3 separate regions of the Homo sapiens genome follow, and all the other regions are linked to region 1. The links are chromatin contacts, found by Hi-C or POLR2A ChIA-PET in ENCODE. All regions are on one chromosome and are shown on one strand. The core of a region is the stretch at or near the end of the contact, and the rest is flanking DNA. Distances in the headings are between cores, read along the strand shown.

What was found. A loop is a pair of places that touch in the nucleus more often than their neighbours do. ChIA-PET counts read pairs that join two places held with the same protein, here RNA polymerase II (POLR2A). Pooled maps may share reads with other maps.
Region 2: a loop to region 1 is called in a pooled map, with 3 times the contacts of the local background. The contact joins the enhancer-like site here to the promoter of EXOC2 in region 1. A Hi-C loop is called at or near these places in 2 of 37 single-sample maps with no recorded cell type and 9 of 50 pooled maps.
Region 3: a loop to region 1 is called in a pooled map, with 4 times the contacts of the local background. The contact joins the enhancer-like site here to the promoter of EXOC2 in region 1. A Hi-C loop is called at or near these places in 1 of 168 maps with a recorded cell type or tissue (naive thymus-derived CD4-positive, alpha-beta T cell), 1 of 37 single-sample maps with no recorded cell type and 7 of 50 pooled maps. POLR2A ChIA-PET finds 5 or more read pairs at or near these places in 3 of 52 experiments (CD4-positive, alpha-beta T cell, activated CD4-positive, alpha-beta T cell and activated CD4-positive, alpha-beta memory T cell).

The regions. Positions count from the first base shown.
Region 1 is chr6:691,388-694,681 of GRCh38, forward strand. It overlaps EXOC2 (exocyst complex component 2), which reads right to left and starts at 1,752. Exons shown (of 28, transcript NM_018303.6): 1 at 1,632-1,752. RefSeq lists an enhancer at 1,079-1,965 and silencers at 1,372-1,441, 1,452-1,511.
Region 2 is chr6:217,309-220,602 of GRCh38, forward strand. No RefSeq gene overlaps it. Among named protein-coding and RNA genes, the nearest start is that of LINC03066, 13 kb to the left of the region's middle. RefSeq lists enhancers at 761-810, 1,631-1,680. Within about 2 kb of position 1,808, at least 4 of the 41 ENCODE cell types and tissues checked have a DNase peak (open chromatin) inside an H3K27ac peak, as active enhancers do.
Region 3 is chr6:433,318-436,611 of GRCh38, forward strand. No RefSeq gene overlaps it. Among named protein-coding and RNA genes, the nearest start is that of IRF4, 43 kb to the left of the region's middle. RefSeq lists an enhancer at 1,426-1,655 and a silencer at 1,429-1,593. Within about 2 kb of position 1,519, at least 2 of the 41 ENCODE cell types and tissues checked have a DNase peak (open chromatin) inside an H3K27ac peak, as active enhancers do.

The sequences.
Region 1 (3,294 bases), core at 502-3,001:
CTTCCATCTCTGCCATTCCTGAGAAAATCCCTCCTCTTCTTCCTCCTCCACAATCTACTCATGCAGACTATGGGGATAATAACCTTCATGATTCTCCACTTTCATTTAAAGAAGAGTAAATACATTTGTTGTGATTTTAACATTTTCCTCTCTCAGCTTACTTTAAGAATACAGTATATAATACGTATAACATACAAAATACATGTAAGTCAACTGTTTATGTATCAGTAAGGCTTCTGGTCAACAGTAGGCTATTAGTAAAGTCCTGGGAAAGTCAAAAGTTACATGGAAATTTTTGACTGCGTGGGCACCCCTAACCCCAGTGTTGTTCAAGGGTCAACTGTAGTTCAAAATGGCATTCAATACAGGAAATTAAATACTTGACAAGAAAAAAAGATCACTTTCTAAAACTTCCAAGAGTTGGTCCAAGTCACACTGGGGGAACTCTGCTTCTCTGCTTTAATTTATTAAGTTTCTACTTAGACAAACAAGTGAACATGTAAGTACTAAGCACACATCACCCTCTTTCTATTACTACTCTGGGAATCGCCAACTTTTAGCACAAAAAAATCATCTTTGAGAAGATTCTGGCTTTCAGTTGATTTGTCATTAAAGGAGTCAGTTACACAAAGCATGGGCCAGTACATACTAACATTCATAAACAAAACATTATTATGCATTAGAAGACAGATCCACATAAGCTCAGAAGTAACTTTTCAATATTGCATAGTGCACACAAAAAGATTTAATTAAAGTGTGGCTAACTTAGAAAAAATATTTTTTAAGTGTTCCTTGTAAGTTTACTCACAGATTCATAAAGGCATCAGACTTAAAATTTCTCAGACTTATTAGTATGTTGACCTTTGGCAGATTAAAAATAACTTACTTCCATTCAAAGACGAGTTCTTTCAAGAACTATTTCTCGGAATTACTAAAGTGTTTTCTTAACAATCTTGGGATACAGGGTTACGCATCACCAGGCTTCCAGGCTGCTGGTGTGCGGACCTGGAGCCGGCGCGCAAGGTCTCAATGGCAGCTACAACAGGACCTCAGGCTCTTTGCTCAAGCACTCTGAGCCGCCGCTCCCCTATCCGTAAAATGGGTCACACGGCAGCGTACATACACCCGCGCGAGGATCAAGTACGTGCACGCAAACGCTGACAACAGCGGCAGGCGCCTTTTAAGCGCTCAGGACAGCCAGAGCGGGATGCACGCCTAGGCAGACAGGTAACACCCGCCTCGCGTTCACTTTTCCGGAGAAATTCTCAAATCTCACGGAGTGGCAACTGCGCAAGGGCGAAGCGGCGCAGTCTGGGGCCAGCTCCAGCGGGCGGGGCCTGGAGTCAGCCCTCTGCAGCCCACGCCCCTCACCGGCGCAGGTGGGGACCGCGGGGGTGCGAACTGGCGGGGGTGGGCGCGGAGCCCAGCAGGCGGCTGACGGCGGGGATGGGGGCTGCGGGGCTGGGAACCGCGGGGGGTCGCGGGGCCCCGCAGGTGACCGACGGCGCCAGTGGGCGCGGCTGTCCCTTCACCGCTGAGGCCTGGACGGACGCCGCAGGCGGCCACCTCCGTGCAGCTGACGTCCATGTCCCGCTGGCCTTCGGCCAGGCCCTCCAGCCTCCCACACATACCTCCAGCCGTCCTGCCGCAGCTCACGGCCGGCACAGACAGGGCCCGGTAGGTCTCGCCGAAGACTCCGCGGCCGCCAGCCGCCGGCACCTCACTTCCGCCCGCCGCGAGCGCCGAGCGTGTAGATCCGCCTGGCAGTCGAGCGCCGAGTCCTCGATGGGCGGAGCCTTCAGGGGAGGGTAGAGGAGGGGAGGAGACCGGCGCGGGTGCTGGAGGTCAGCAGGGGCCGTGGGCGGTGGACGCTGGAATGCCTTGGGTTCCGAGGGACCCAGCTGCCTGAATGGACACGAGTAGGAGGTTTTTGCTGGGCGTCTTTGCGGTGGCGGGAAGCGGTGAGGGAGGGAAAGAAGGATACAAGCTCAAGGGGCAGGCCGGGTGCACCATCCATCCCCGTGCCCTCGGGTCATCTCAGGGAGACTGTGGGATGATAGTGCGTTTGTGGGCCACAGTTCACAACGATGGGCCCTGCATCGGGTCAGAGGACCCCTCCGGAACAGGGGGATGCACAAGGTCAAGAGAATGCATGGAATCAGAGGGCTGCACCAGGTCAGGGGGGCTGCACCGAGACCAGAGGAAGCATCAGGTCAGGAGGATGCACTGGAGTGTGCATCCCCAGGGGGCCACACTGGGTAAGGAGGATGCACCAGGTTAGGAGGCAGCACTGGGTCAGAAGGATGCACTGGAATCAGGGGACTGTACCAGGTTGGGGGGCGTGCCTCAGGTCAGGAGGAGGCACTGGGGTCCGGGGGCAACATTGAGTCAGGGGCAGCCCTAGGTCAGGAGGATGCATGGGGTCAGGGGGCTGCAGGGGTTTGAGGGCTGCACTGGGTCAGGGCGCCATACCAGGTCAGGGGATGCGCAGGATCGGGGGAGATGCCCGGGGTCGTGGGATGCTGGGGGTTGGGGGGATGCTCGGGGTCGGGGAGTTCTCGAGGTCGGGGGATACTCGGGGTCAGGGGGTTCTCAGGGTTGGGGGGATACTTAGGGTCAGGGGATGCTCTAGGTTGGGGGAAGCTCGGGTTCAGGGGCTATGGCCAGGGAGGAAGGACAATCAGGAAAGTGGGGGTAGCGGATTCTGGAAGCTAAATAGTTTCAGGAAGGAGGAATTGATAGCCAATGTTCAGAAGTACTGTGAGGCCAAGACTCCAGAGACAATTGAGTTTGGCATATGCCAGTCATTGGCATCCTTGACAAAAGCAGTTTCAAAGGAGTGTGGGGAAGCTACATCTCGTCAGAGTGGACTGTGAAAAGAATATTAAGTGAAGTGGAAAAAAGTAAGTTTCAACAACCTAGGTTGGCAGATTTAGCAATAAAAATACAAATACCCAGTAAAGTTTAATTTCAGATAAACAACAAGTAATTTGTAGTATAGATATATTTATCACTAAACTAATGTTGCATGGGATATACTTCTACTAAAACATTGTTTTGAGAGGTGACAGCGTGCTGGCAGCCCTCACAGCCCTCGCTCGCTCTGGGCACCTCCTCGGCCTTGGCACCCACTCTGGCTGTGCTTGAGGAGCCCTTCAGCCCACCGCTGCACTGTGGGAGCCCCTTTCTAGGCTGGCCAAGGCCGGAGCCGGCTCCCTCAGCTTGTGGGGAGGTGTGGAGGGAGAGGCGCTGGTGGGAACCCGGGCTGCGTGCGGCACTTGCGGGCCAGCGCGA
Region 2 (3,294 bases), core at 558-3,057, 470 kb before region 1:
TACATGCCCTTCACCGCTCTGGTCACGCCCTTCCCCTGAACAGGTAGGGCTCATCCACAGAATGCCTCTAACCTACCCCACGTCTTCTCCCAGCCACGTGGGCCAGATGCTGTTTCCCAGGCAAGCCTGAGTCTTCCTGTCCTCACCGCAGCCCATGAAGTTCTCTCCTTCCTTTCCACATAAACACCCTTCATTTGTCCTCTTCAGGACCTCCCAGAGGCTCACATTCACCAGAGCCTTGGCCAGTTACTCTTAAACAGCTCTGTGCCAGGTCTAAGAGCAGGCTTGGGGACGGGGCACCTGAGCCTGAACCTGAACCCTCCACTTAGGAGCTGGGTGGTTACAGAGACGTCAGCTCTGAAAGAGGGTTGGGCTGCACTGAGGGGAGGATCTGGAATGGTGGGAATCAGGCTGACATGGATCCAGATGAACATGTATTTGAAATTTGGCACTGCCCATGGCTAGCTGCATGGCCATGGTCAAAGTCACCAGGCTGTAATTTGATTTTCTCATCTGCAAAAAGTGGGAGCGATAATGGCTCTCTTGGAGGACGGTTGTGAGGGTTGGAATGAAATGTCGAGCGTGTGGTGCAGACGCCTCCACAGCGGCAGTGCTCCCCAGGCTCTGAAGCATGGAACCCACGGGCTGTGCTTACCTCGTCAGTCCCTCGGACCCCCTGAATGTGTTTGCAGACATTTGCCATGCTTTCTCTGGGTTCAAGATTGTGTTCTCCAAGACTAAGTTGTGAGTTCCCTGCCACAGGGACTGTTTCTAACTTATCTTTGTAGAGCCTAGTGCACTGCCCAGCACACACAAACAGCTCAGGAGATGTTGGATGTAGTTAAATTCAAGGAGAAAAGAGGCACCCCAGGCAGGTGTGAAGCGTGGGAGGGGTGCCTTTGGAGGCCCTGCTGGGGAGGCCCCGGGGACAGCCAGGGGGCAGACTGAGAACAGCCAGGCCTGAGGGACCAGACCAGCTGGTGATCGGGGGTTTTTAGAATTTGCCAACCTCTTGACTGGCCTGGTTGGGCTAGATGCTGAGAGGCTGTGAGCTTCCCTGTGGTGGGGGTCCTGAGGCAGCAGGGCCTGCAGCCAGCCCGCTGGAGTTCAAATTCAGGCCCCGCCCCTCGCTAGCTCCCTAGGCCTGGGCTTACTTACCCATGCAGCTAAGTGAGGGTGACGTGACTCGCTCCACTGAGCCTTGGAGATGACGCCGTCTCTGTTCATTGCCTGCCGTGAAGCTTCTCGTCTTGGAAGGTCATGACTGAGAGGTTTCAGGGGAAATGTTTGAAGGGCAGGATTAGCCTAATCTTGAATCCCTTAGGAACTCCACCATATTACATTACCTCTTTGGTTACAGGAAACCCCCCTCAGGGCCCCTGTCCTCCCAAGGGCTATTAATGCAGATACCAACTACTGGAAGTGATATGCTCCAGAGGAGGCTGGTGACCACCTGCATTCAGGTCCCTGTGGACTGGAGGGACAGCAAGAGGTCACGGCTGGGCCGTGCTACTCAGAGTCCCGCACAAGCCAAGTCATCCCACAGCCACCGTGTTGTTGCCCAAGTGAACACCTGAAGGGAGCCTCAGCCGGGGCTTGTCCGACTCCAAAATCCATCCTCTGTCCCCGAGGCCAGGCTGACTCAAAGATGGAGGGGACCTCGTTGTCTCAGTTCTCAGGAAGCTCGAAGGCTAATCTGTTTTCGCAGAAGAAATGAACTCACCAATTGACATGATCAGAAGGAAGAATGACCCAAAATTCAAATCTAAAAAGCCCCAAATTCCTTACTAATAGACTGCCTCTCACCAGCTTCTATTAAGTGAGAAAACATCTTTTCCCCCCACTGTTTTTTCTCCCTTCTGAAAAGAGGAACAGAGCAAAGACCTGAAAAAAAATCTCTCCACATAGCTGTTGCCCAGCCACCTGTACTTTGGAGAAAGAGCAGAAATGGGTACGAAAGGCTCCTGCTGTCTAATTAAGGCTGGAATTCACATCACAGAAGCAGAGCTGGAGCCAAGGGAGCTGTGCAGGGACTTCTAGATCCCACCATGCACAGTAGGTGTGTGGGCTCCCAGGCAGGGGCACCGGATCTCCTGAGGGAAAGGGCCCCTCCAGCACCAGCTTGCATGCTGGAGGGAGGAGCTGCAAAGGGCCTGGAGAGGCCACGGCTTCTCCTTGGCAGGGTGGGCCCAAAATTTGGTACTGATCTGTTGGCTTCAGATATAGTTAATGTGTGACATCAACACTTAGCATTGAAGGGGCTTAATATCCCCACCGTAGCACCCAGTTATATCCCAGCAGGTTTAATCTGCAAGAAATGACCAGACTGGAAGAAACAGGGCAGCCCATCATAGAACACCAGCGCTGGAGGCACCTTGGAGAGGTAGTTGGTCCTACCCACCTCATTTTGCAGGTGGAGACTGAGCCCCAGAGACGTGAAGCAACATGCCTAGGGTCACACAGCAACAGCACACAGTAGGACCAGGCCAAATTCTCTTGCTCCATCACTTTGGGAACAGTGCAGCACAGCACCAGCAGGAAGTGAGGAGCTCCTGTGTGGACCCCGAGCAGCCCTGCAGATATGGTTATCTCCAGAGTCACGGCCCTCACAACCCTCTCCCCAGCTTCTGAGTCTGTCCCTTCTTAGCCTGGAGTAGTGAGATGGATGCACCGGCATCTTTGACAGCCACGGTTGTTCCGATTCATGTCCCCCCGCCTGCACCCCCGCTCGCTTCCCGCTTCCCGCTTCTGTCCTGCCCACACAGAATGGGGAACTGGAGCCGGGGCCAGGGGCTGAGCCGCTGTGTGAGCCCGAGTGATGAGTCAGCGTTCATTGAGCAAACGGAGAGAGGCAGAATGAATGAGTAAATGGTCTGTATTTTCTTTGCTACAATTTAATGTCCTAATATATAAAAGTGTGTGAGATTTTAAAAATATGAACACCAGAAAAAATTATCTCACATATCTGCACTTCTCTAATCATATATAATCTTTTCATGAATTTGGGTTGCATTTTATATCCTTAAATATTATATTGTACATTGATTCATATAGGTCCTGTATTTTTGTTACAGTTATTCCTAAGTATTTTCCCCAATTTTTTTAAATATTTCAAACTCACAAAAAAGATAAAAGAATAGTACAAAGAACCGCTGTTTGACCTTCACTGTAGATTGATGAATTATTAACATTGGCCGTATTTGCACTCTCTCTGCCCCTCTCTCTTTGTTTTAGAAACCACTTGAAAGTAAGTTGCACAGGCCATATTTAAAAATTTCTGGATGTTTCCTAACA
Region 3 (3,294 bases), core at 269-2,768, 260 kb before region 1:
TACCTACTGTAGGTTTCACTTATACGACATTCTGGAAAAGGCAAAAAATAGTAAGAACAGAGGAGAGATCAGGGAATACCAGGGGCTGAGGGTGGGAGGAGTCTGCCCCAGGGCAGCATGAGGAGGGACCCAACTGTTCAGCGCCATGCTTATGGTAGTGCTTATGGTAGTGCTTACCCAATTTGATGCACTGCACACCAGAAAGAGTGAATTTGGCCAGGTGCGGTAGCTCACGCCTGTAATCCCAGCACTTTGGGAGGCCAAGGTGGGCAGATCACCTGAGGTCGGGAGTTTGAGACCAGCCTAGCCAACCTGGTGAGACCCTGTCTCTACTAAAAAAAAAAAAAAAATACAAAACTTAGCCAGGCATGGTGGTACATGCCTATAGTCCCAGCTACTCAGAAGGCTGAGGCATGAGAATCGCTTGAACCCAAGAGGTGGAGGCTGCAGTGAGCTGAGATCACACCCCTGCACTCCAGCCTGGGCAGCAGAGCAAGACCGTTTGAAAAAATAAATAAATAAATAAAAAATAAATTTTACTGCACCTTTCTTTTTAAAAACAAAAAAAATAAAAACCCTACGTCAAAAGTAGGCATTTTAGTAGCTTCGGATCTGAGAAAAGTTGTTTTCCCACTGAGGAATGCCATAGTATTCTGTTTTTCAAGTACATAACGTTCCTAGAAGAGCCAAAATTAAACTTAAAAAAGAAAAACAAAAGAAAAAAAGAAGCTGATGTAATTGACAACTTTTATAGTCTCCTCGTTTCATTCAGGTCAGTAAAGGATCAGCAAAGAGAAGCAAACATTCAGCATGCCATGGCTGGGACCCTAAGCACCACACAGGCCAGGCTAGAAAGTGCCTCCTAGACCCAGCATGCTTTTGCTCACAGATGCGTAAGCTAAGGGCGTGTGAGCCGCAAAGTCGGGCCTGGGCTTCAGCCCTGCTACTGCGACTCTGCCGGGACAAAGGGAGGCACTGATCCCCACAGGCCATCCCAGACACTGATACATTTTTGACTTGCCAGCATCTTCGCTACCTTCTCTTTCATTTTCCTATAATCCCGTTTCCTTTCACAGCATGTTCCCTAGGTGAGGAACAGCAAGTACCTGTAGGTCTGGAACGAGGGCCCAGGGCCACGAAAACCAGCCATGGGATGGAACAGGAGGGAGAGAGGAGGGGATGGACATGGCTTCTGTGTCTGGGACCACACGCTTCATGTTTTTTCTTCCCTTGGCATTTCTGTCTTGGCACAAGGGAAGTTTCAAAACAGCAGGAGCGAAGTGTTTTCCAGCTATGGCCAGGCACCCCCAGCACTGAACACAAGAATGCTAAACAAAGTCCTATGGTCATTTTCCTTAGGCCCTCCCGCCCCCAGGCTTTCTCAGAGATTGTGGAACAATGGAGCCCATGATTTTAGGATGCAGCTCAGTCCCTGGAGGCACACAGGCATCCTCCCTCCACCTGTGTGTCCAGAATTGGCGGGTTCCTGGTTATCACTGACTTCTAGAACGAAACCACAAACCCTCGCGAGGAGTGTCACAGTTCTTAAAAGTGATGTTCCTGTTTCCAGTTTCTTTCTTCTGGTGAGTTCAGTTTCGCCGGCTCAAGAATGAAGCTTCAGACCTTCACAGTGAGCGTTACAGCTCTTAAGGCAGTGCCTCTGGTGGGTTTGTGATCTTACTGACTTCAGGAATGAAGCTGCAGACCTTTGTGGTGAGTGTTACAGCTCATAAAAGCAGTAGGGACCCAAACACTCAGCAGCAGCAAAACTTATTGCAAAGAAAGAAAGCACAAACTTCCTACTATGTGGAACCAACCCCGAGTGAGTTACCACTTTTGGTTCCTGCAGCCTGCTTTTATTCCCTTACCTGGCTCTCTCTCCCTGCTCCTCCCCCGCCATATCCTGCTGATTGGTCCATTTTACAGAGAGCTGATTGGCCCATTTTGACAGGGTGCTGATTGATGCGTTTACAATCCCTGAGCTAGAAACAAAAGTTCTCCAGGTCCCCACTAGATTAGCTAGATACAGCATGCCGATTGGTGTATTTATAAACCCTGAGCTAGACACAGAGTGCTGATTGGTGCATTTACAAACCTTGAGCTAGATACAGAGTGCCGATTGGTATATTCACAATCCGTTAGCTAGACATAAAGGTTCTCTAAGTCCCCACTAGACTCAGGAGCCCAGCTGGTTTCACCCACTGGATCCTTCAGAGAGGCCGTAGGTGGAGCTGCCTGCCAGTTCCGTGCTGTGCGCCCGCGCTCCTTAGCCCTTGGGCGGTCGATGGGACTGGCGCCCTGGAGCAGGGAGCGGGGCTCCTCCGGGAGGCTCGGGCTGTGCAGGAGCCCACCGCTGGGATTGGGGAGAGGCTCAGGCATGACTGGTTGCAGGTCCCGAGCCCTACCCTGCGGAGAGGCTGCTAAGGTCCGGCGAGAAATCGAGTACAGCAGCTGCTGGCCCAGGTGCTAAGCCCGTCACTGCCCGGGACTTGCGGGCCAACTGGCCACTCCGAGTGCGGGGCCCCCCGAGCCCACGCCCACCCGGAACTCGCGCTGGCCCGCAAGCGCCGCGCACAGTCCGGGTTCCCGCCTGCGCCTCTCCTTCCACACCTCCCCGCGCAAGCTGAGGGAGCCGGCTCTGGCCTTGGCCAGCCCAGAAAGGGGCTCCCACAGTGCAGCGGCGAGCCGAAGGGCTCCTCAAGCACAGCCAGAGTGGCCACCAAGGCTGAGGAGGCGCCGAGAGCGAGCGAGGGCTGTGAAGGCTGCCAGCACGGTGTCACTTCTCACCTGGGCCTGGAGCGGCATCTTACTCATTCTGTATTCTCAGGCACCAACAAATAGCTTGGGATGTCACGGATGACTCAGCTAGATGTGCTTAAAAATTAAATGCACGGTAACGGGGCTAGGACTGCCACCCCTGGCTCCACTTCTCAAAGGAAGGGAGCAAGAATTCTATCAGAGATACAAGGTGGCATTTTGGGGGACAGAGGTTAACTCAGGTGGACTATTTTCACTGAGCATTTGGATGACATACACTTGGGATAAACATTTTACCATTCCAATGAGAAGAACCCTAACTGCAGAGCTGGGAAGTAGTACAGGGAAGGAGCTCAGTACCCTGCGGCCCAGCAGGAATATGCCGGGCACTGTGTGTGCATGCTCCATCCATTCTTTACAAAGCGGCCTTGCGGTGCCTGAGACCCCTATGGGCAAGCTGAGCAGTGGAGGAAGACACAAGAAGAGGCAGCAGCCCACGAAGGGCAGCAGGAGGGCCACCGTGAGGGACGGAGCGCT